Regions from separate parts of the Homo sapiens genome. Here region 2 is linked to region 1. A link is an interaction called in ENCODE POLR2A ChIA-PET data of the cell type or tissue named here. Cell type or tissue: HepG2. All regions are shown on one strand.

Region 1 (4,000 bases):
AGTGTGGAGAAAGGACTGGAGGGAGGCTGAAGTTGAAGAGAGGAAGTCAATTAGAAATGGGCCAGGCCAGGCTGGGCGCGGTGGCTCACACCTGTAATCCCAGCACTTTGGGAGGCCGAGGTGGGTGGATCACCTGAGGTCAGGAGTCCGAGACCAGCCTGACCGACATGGAGAAACCCTGTCTCTACTAAAAATACGAAATTAGCTGGGCGTGGTGGCAGGCACCTGTAATCCCAGCTGCTCAGGAGGCTGAGTCATGAGAATTGCTTGAACTTGGGAGACAGAGGTTGCAGTGAGTCAAGATTGTGCCATTGCACTATTGCCTGGGCAACAAGAGCAAAACTCCGTCAAAAGAAAAAGAAAAAGAAAAAAGAAAGAGAGAGAGAGAAAGAAAGAAAGGAAGGAAGGAAAGAAGGAAGGAAGGAAGGAAGGAGCCAGGCCAAAAATGAAGGGGCTCAGGTTAGGAAGGTGACAATAGGGTGAGGAGAGGTGCACAGATTTCAGAGAAATATAAAAGGCAACATGGCGAGACTTGGTGATGAATCGGACTGGGTAGGGGGAGGGATAAGAAGGAGTCTCTGGTTTCTGCTGGTGCAGTGGGAGGAAACCGGTGCCCGACCCAGAGGACGAATGCTGGTGAGGCTGCAGGTTTGGTGCGGGGACAGGAGGGCTGGCTTGGACAAGCTGGTCTGAGCTGCTTGTGAGCCAGATGTTGAGACATCAGCCACAGAACCCTGGCCCACCTTGACAGTCTCACCGCTGAGTATCAGACAGGACTGTCAGGTCAATCAGTTTTAACGGTCCATCTTGGCCAAGCCCTGGAGTCCTCACGGGGGATGGAAAGGTGACAGGCTCTTTTCCTAGCTTGAAGGACCGCACAGTTTAGTAGACAGAGGAAGAAGCATAATTTCCATTCACTGTGTTGGAGGAAGTGGAGGAGCTGTGGGAGCAGGAAACAGCCCTTAGTTCTACCTGGGAGCCCAGGTCAGCAGCCTGCGGCCATCTGCCGCCACGTGAGACTACCCAGCACTTGCAGAGGGCTCCTGCTTCATGCCTTTGCCCCGGCACCCGTTCCATGTTTTTTGAGCACCCTTGTCTCCACTTCCACCTGTATGTATCCTACCCATCCTCAAAACCTATCCCAATGCTATTATCTTCATGAAGCCTTCCTAGGTCCTCCCCGTTGCTGTCAGCCTTCCTACTGTACCCCCACGCTTGCCACACGTAGCAATTGAGGCATGCTTCCTTGTGCCCAAGTCTGGCTCCCCACTAGATGGAGAGTTCTACCAGGGCAGAGGCGTGATTCTTCTGTGTCCCCAGAGCCGGGAACTGAGCAGGTACAGCCGCAGTCGCCGCATAGGCCAAGTAAAGGGGGCGTTTTCTCTGCGGTCCTTGGAAACACTTGGGCATGCTCAGTGTCGCCCATTAGTCCCTAGAACCAGTCCCCTCACCCACTACTCTCCAACCTTCTGATGCTCCCTCACTTTGGCAGTCTTTAACCTTTCAGGTTTTTCTCTTTCCCCACTCCTCGCCCTGCAGCCTTTATTTCCCAACGGCCGCACCCTCACGCTCCTTTCAGCGGAGAAATAGACCGCGCTTTGTGCGGAAGCTGTCAGCGAGCAAGCGTCCCGTCTCCTTTAAGAGTGATCCGCGAGGGGGTGTGGCTTGCGGAGAGCAGGCCCGAAAGGGGGTGCGGCTCCTTTAAGTATCCGCCGGCCCGAGGCGCGGAGGCCTCCGGCCGGCGGGCAGGGGCGCGGTCGGTCTGGGAGCAGCGGCACCGCCCGCAGCGTCCCGGTTCCTCGAAGTGGGGCGCGTCCGCTTTAATCGGGGAGAGAGATGTGGGGGCACGGGCGTTACATCAGCCGCCACGTGTGGGCCTAAGCTGGCGTGGAGGCGGCGGCCCCGCCCCCGGCCCCTGCGGTGGAAAAGTACCGGGGCGCCGAGGTCCCCGCCCCACGGCCCCGCCCCCGGGCCGGCACCGGCCCCTCCCGGCCCTCCGGGCAAGCCCCACTCTCCCGCCCGGCCCGGCCCCGCCGCCTGCTCGAGATCTGCAGTGGCTGCCGGGTGCGGAGCGCCGGCCGGGGGTGGGCTCTCCAGGGCTGCTAGGCCCCTGCCCTCACCTGCGGCCGCCCGGCCCCGCCCTAGGTGTGCCGGTAATGAGGGTTGGGGTGGGGAGGGCACGGATTCTTCCCAGGGTAGCAACCCCCAGAGAACTCCCGGCTCGCTCGCAGTCCCTTCCCAAAGCCGCGGCCAGAGCGCGGACAAAGAGAGGCTGAGTGCGCCAGGACTCTCCCGCGCGGCTTCCCGGGTCCCGCGGGCGCACGGGCACTGGAACCGGCACCGGGAGGGCAGATAGGGAGGCAGGCCGGCTGGAGGGGCCAGATAGGCAGCCAGGCTGGCGGGCGCTGAGAGGCGATGGAGCGAGCGGGAGCCCGCACGCTGGGTGCAGGCACGGCCGACTGTCGACCCCTGCAGGCCCCCAGAGCGCAGAACCACTGGCTCCTCGGACGGACAGTGCCACGCTCTGGCTCCGGCGCTACCCGCACAGCCTGCGCCCGCCGCCCCCGATCGAACCGGCGTCTGGCGCCCCCCCGCCACCCCACGCAGGAGCTCCCCCCACTTCCCTCTCCCTCCCGCTTCAGCTCCTTGGTGACAGCGGTGACACCCAGACGCGCGCACCTACCCCGATCTTTGCGGCGAGACAGACATCCCGGTGCGTGCACCCACACTCTTACCCACAGATGCCCGCATACATGCGCGATCACACACACACACACACACACACACACACACGCACACGCTGGTCCTGGGGCTCAGCCCCGCGGAGCCGCCGAACACTCAGACCGACGGCAGGACAGACGGAGGCGCGGGCCCCAGCGTCCCTTCCCCCAGCCCCCTTACCATGCTGCAGCCCCCGGCCCAGGCGTGCTGGGTCCGCACCGCGGTGCGCCCAGGTGGCTTTCTTAAAGGGAAAGTTGCATCAGCCTCCCGAGGCTCTGTGCCGCGCCGAGTTCGCCCGCCCCGCCGCGCCGCTCGCAGCTCTTCCACAGCCTGTTGTGTTTTGGTTTCGGGGAGGCGGGGGCTAAGAGTTTGGTGAAAGTTTGAAGAGTGGAGAAGGCTTGGGAGATCTAGCCAAGTCCCTCCCCTACCCGAACGGCTCCCCTGGCCGTCCTCCCCTCTCCATCCCATCCCCTCCTCCCGTGCCGACTTCTCAGGCTCCTCCTCCCAGGGAATAAAATTACAAGTCTCTCCAGCTTTCAGATGATTGATCCCCACGAACCCCTGGGAGTGAGCGCCACAAAGGAGTCCCCTTCTCCGCCCCTGCCTCGCTGCCCTCCAGCTGGGGCCCTTGAGCAAGCAGATGTGGGCCCCTTCGGGCTAGGCTGGAATGAAGCCAGAAGGCCTGGGGCACTATGGGGGGCTGAGGCTGGAGTTAGCCCTCCAGGCCCCTGGCCTTCTGCGCCTGCGTTTCCCCTAGAGAGAAGTCAGAGCAAATTCCATTCCCTTTGGAGCAGAGCCGCTAGAGACTGTGGGCATTGCTGGGTAAGGCCTAGGTCCTACTCCTTGGAACTGGAGGGCTCGGGGTAGCCCTTTCTCAAATTTCCCTCCTGGACCACCGGCTTGGTCAGCTCTACTTTTGAGGTGGTGTTACAGGGGCTGCAGACACCAACCTGGGATCCCTCCTCCTTCCATGGTGAGACAGACCTGGGTTACAATCTCAGCTAAAAAAGAGTCTTTGCCAAAAGGAGCATGGTGAGCCTCGGTTTCCTCCTCTGTGAAACAGAGAGAAGGGGCTAAGGAAATGCATGTGTGTGTATATAAAGCCCATTGCTCCAGGCTGCCTCTGGGGAGTGGTGGCTGGCATTTGGAATGAGCCTCCCACATTTGCATACCTTGTGAGAGCCACCACCTTTCATGGAGAGTGGCCAGTTAGTTCTGTCAGAGGAACTGGTTTTTGCCCCAACCTGAGTAGGGCATCTGCTCAGGGAAGGGGCCCAGC
Region 2 (4,000 bases), 610 kb after region 1:
GTGCCATCTTGCCTCTGAGTACTGGCTTGGGATATTCCAGCAGCTGAGAACATCAAACGACTGTGGAGCCTTCCTCTCCAAGCGGGAGGGGGGGCAAGCTGGCGGGGGCGCTGTCTGCATAAAACGGCTTTATGGCCGTTTCTTTTTATTATGATTCTGCCAGAAGTCAGCAAGTGACATTTCATTAAGAAAATAAAGTTTAATGTGCTGGGAAAGAGGTTGGAGCAGGCTGGGGCAGCACAAGAGTGAAATTGGCAGCAGCAGCCTGTTCTGAACACCTGTGGGGGTAGGGAGAGGTTCCCAACATCTGTCTCAGCTGGAGGATGGGGTCAGGGTCAGAGTGAATGGCTCAGACCAGAGGCAGAGGCCTTTTCTTTGGCAAACAAAGTGTGTCGTGCTGTCCATCCTGCCTCACTGGCCAGCGGAACAGAAAGCTGCTGCCCGGCTGGGAGCTGGGATCTGATAAGGAAAGTTGTATCCTGAGAGATTTCTCTAGGCCACCAGCTAACTAGGACCTAATAGAGCAGTGTCGCCAGTGTTTAGCCAGTACTGCTGGGGTGTGCTGTGTGGCACCAGCCATCAGCCTGGCCAGCTCTGCTGGGTGATGCTGAGATCACAACAGTGAGTCAAACTTGGGACCCTTGCAGCTTCCACTCTGGTGAGGGACAGTGACAATAGGTGGTAATAAATATGATTTTGGAGTTACACAGGATTCTGGGTGGACACCAGGGAAGGGACACCTGTGTATAAGAACGTGGGAAGCCCCATCTGCCACGCAGAGCACCATGAGGATAGGGATCAGATCTTGAAGCTCTCTATTCTCAACATGGAGCCAAACAGAGGATGAGCCCAATAAAGGTTGAAAGAATGGCATTGAGGTGAGAGTTCTTTCCTTTAGCAGGGATTTAGAGAGCAGCTGCTCTGTGTGGGCACTGTGAGTTAATGGTAGGAGGCATGGTTGGGCTGAGTCAGACTTGCCAAAGGAGCAGGCATGTATATTGTAGACCAGGAGGGAGAAGGTTCTAGGCAGAGAGCAGGAGGTGCGGAGGCATGGGGGCATGAGAAAGCACAGGATTTGGGAGACCACAGTAGCTCTGTTTAATGGAGTATGAGTCCTGGGCCAGGCATGGTGGGCAGTAAGACTACAGAGAAAAGGACTTCAGGCTACAGGGCTGCTTTCTGCGTTGAGAAGCTGGGGCTTTTCCTGGCAGCTTTGGGGTACCCTGTTTTCTCTGCTTTGCCATGGAGCCATATTGGGCTCACATGTGGTGCCAGGGTTCTCTGCTTTCCACTTATAAGGCAGGGCTAGGCAGGGCCAGGCCGAGCAGAAGATGTGAGGCCAGCTGCTGAGCTGCGTGTACTTGGGGAAGGGGGGTTGGCAGGACTTGGGTGCCGCAAGCTGTAAGTGAACCTGATAGCTACATTCTGATTGATGGTGGAGTTTGTCTCCCAAACTGTCAGAGGGTTTATGGAGGTGCCACTCACCCACAAGGCGGGAATTGCTTGTCAGGACACCTGGCCGTGTACAGGAGACAGAGCTGTAACTTGGTGTTTTCTCAGCTTAATGGCCCTGCTGCTGACCTGACCTGCCTGCTGCCTCAAGTGTGTCAGTGCCTCAGGGTAGAGGGCAAATGAGGACTGTCAGGGAGAGGTGGATTGCAGGCTGTGCCTGGCATCTTTCCTTCCCGATGCTGCTTGCCTTTGGGATTGGTGGTGTCTTTGTGAGACCAGAGACTGGTGGGGTAGAAGGGAGAAGGATCAAGACTCAGTGTTTTTCAGGGCTTGAAAAATGGAGAACATTCCAGATGGAGTGAATAGCATGAGCAGGGGTCTTAAGAGCAGCATATACAGGCTATGTTTGTGGTTTGGTGAGCAGCCTGTGTGTGCACATGCTTGGGGTTTACAGAGTGAATTAGTAGAGAGCAAGAGTAAAGACATAAATGGACCCAGATCTTCATGGATCTGGCTGAGGAGCCTGGGCTTGGTTGTGCATGCAGTGGGGAGCCATCAATGGTTTTGGAGCAGGAGGAAAGGTGGTCAGAACTCAGTGGTAAGCAGAATGAAGGAACAGATAAGAGGCCTGAGGACTCCCTACAAGACATACCCTAATGAGAGTATAAGGACCTGAGAGGAAAGAGTGGACAAGCAGAAATGTCTGAAATCATCAGGCAGATACTAAGCTGCTTCCTCACTTCTTTAAGGATTTCCTTGCTGATCCCAGTAGCCACAGAGTCTCACATTCTTTTGTCCCTGGCAGGGCTGTGCTGGCTAGTGAGGTGTGGTCTGAGACCCACTAGGAGGAAGTGGGGAGCTGGGGGGAACAGCTCTATAGCACTTGACCCTAGGCTATCAGGAAGGGTGGTCCTGGATGTCAGAGAGATCGCCTGGCAGGTGAGCAGGCCTGGTGTAGCCCCAGCAGCTCGCCCCTCCCTCTGAGCTGAGAGTCCGTCTGTGGCTGTGCCAGATGCACCTCAGGGGTCAGCCACTTGCGTGGCCCATGGCCTGGCCTCCGCTCAGCCTGGTTGCCTTCATGGACTGCTTTGAGAAGTAGGTGTGCATGCCTGTCCTCCCTCGTCTGTCCCTTCTTAATCCCTTTATAACTGCACTTGTCCAGGAATCTGGGCTGAGTGAGGTGGAGATGAATAATTAATGTCAGGCGCTTCAGACACCAAATATTTGAACAGCTGCCTGGTGTTTTTGCTGGCAAGGACCTAGCGGCCAAAATCAGGATGTTGGCCGGGGGTCCCACTCTGTGGCTCTGATTGGCCTTAGCCAGCCTGTTCTCTCCTCTGATGGACTTGTCAGGCTGGATAATGGGGCATAGGGGAGGCCCCACTCTTTTCCTGTGAAATTCCTAGACCTGAATTTTTCTGTCCTCTTACTGTTCTTCCTAGACCTGGAAGATAGGTGGACAGCAGGCCTGGGCTGAGTGTCCCCGAGGACGTGACATAATATATGAATGGGCTAGTTTATGAGCAGAGACCACTTGGAGCAGCATGCAGTAGCAGAGAAAGATGAGGTTTGCAGAGTGAAGGGCCTGAAATGTCAGGGTCAGGGGCACTGAAGTATCTGGCTCTATACATCCCAGGCCCAGGTTTCCCTCTGGGCCTTATCAGGTCCAAAGCCTAACCCCTACCTGGAGGCAACAGGAGGGGCACCCTTGGCCTCGTCTTGTCCCCAGGCCCTCCTCACACCCTGCTTCCCACAGGCTCTGGCTTCATCATGTGCAGCGGCAAAGAGAACCCGGACAGTGATGCTGACTTGGATGTGGATGGGGATGACACTCTGGAGTATGGGAAGCCACAGTATCCTTGGAGCACTATGGGGGCTGGTGGGGCTGATAGGGCAGGCACAGGGAATAAGAAAAGTAGCTCTTCTAGTATTCACCTGCACCACCCCCCGGGCCAGAGTCTCAGCTTTGGCCAGGAGGGCCATGCTCTCCTGAGGATTCAACCCTCATAGCCTGCTGCAAACTAGGATCCATTGTCCTTGACCACCATGCCAGATACACAGAGGCTGATGTCATCCCCTGCACAGGCGAGGAGCCTGGTGAAGCCAAGGAGAGAGAGGCACTTCGGGGCGCAGTCCTAAAGCAAGTGTGGGCACAGGCTTGGGCGGGTGGAGCAGAGAAACAGGAAGCCCTGAGGCAGGGGTTAACGCAGTACTGACCCTCAGGGCTGTCCTGCCCGCCTTCAGGCCTCACTTTGTTTTTCCTCCCTCCTTTCCTCCAGTGGCGGCCCTCCCAGCACGCGCATCACACCTGAGTTCTCTAAATGGGCCAGTGATGGTAAGTCCTGCCCCAGGTTAGGAGTAATGGGGGAGAGGGGGTATCCCTAGATGGTGGTGACTGACTCAAGCCCAACCCCTCACCTGTGCTGCCCAGTCTGGCCGGAGTGTGAGTTGCCCCTCTGTCCCAGCAGAGATGCCATCCACCAGCAATGGTGAAAGCAGCAAGCAGGAGGCCATGCAGAAGACCTGCAAGAACAGCGACATCGAGAAG

What was found. ChIA-PET counts read pairs that join two places held together with the same protein. Peaks named below come from ENCODE experiments on the same cell type or tissue, not always from the same donor. Only the 100,000 strongest peaks of a DNase experiment are listed, where the experiment ranks them.
Region 2: POLR2A ChIA-PET joins it to region 1 with 7 read pairs; 6 of 35 experiments call an interaction of 5 or more read pairs at or near these places.

What each region holds. Positions count from the first base shown.
Region 1 is chr1:44,028,405-44,032,404 of GRCh38, forward strand. It overlaps SLC6A9 (solute carrier family 6 member 9), which reads right to left and starts at 3,058. Exons shown (of 14, transcript NM_001024845.3): 1 at 2,902-3,058. It overlaps LOC107984948 (a long non-coding RNA gene), which reads left to right and starts at 2,010. Exons shown (of 2, transcript XR_007066054.1): 1 at 2,010-2,145. RefSeq lists enhancers at 433-992, 993-1,550, 2,192-2,788 and silencers at 1,660-2,209, 2,530-2,599. In HepG2, a CTCF peak has its summit at 2,467 (motif pointing left); DNase peaks (open chromatin) are centred at 1,657, 1,927, 2,457 and 3,177; H3K4me3 peaks cover 2,959 bases.
Region 2 is chr1:44,641,490-44,645,489 of GRCh38, forward strand. It overlaps RNF220 (ring finger protein 220), which reads left to right. Exons shown (of 15, transcript NM_018150.4): 9 at 3,209-3,305; 10 at 3,506-3,592; 11 at 3,732-3,787; 12 at 3,921-3,999. It overlaps LOC107984950 (a long non-coding RNA gene), which reads right to left. Exons shown (of 2, transcript XR_001738031.2): 1 at 3,871-4,000. Among named protein-coding and RNA genes, the nearest start is that of SNORD145, 28 kb to the right of the region's middle. In HepG2, no CTCF peak of the experiment used is centred here; no DNase peak of the experiment used is centred here.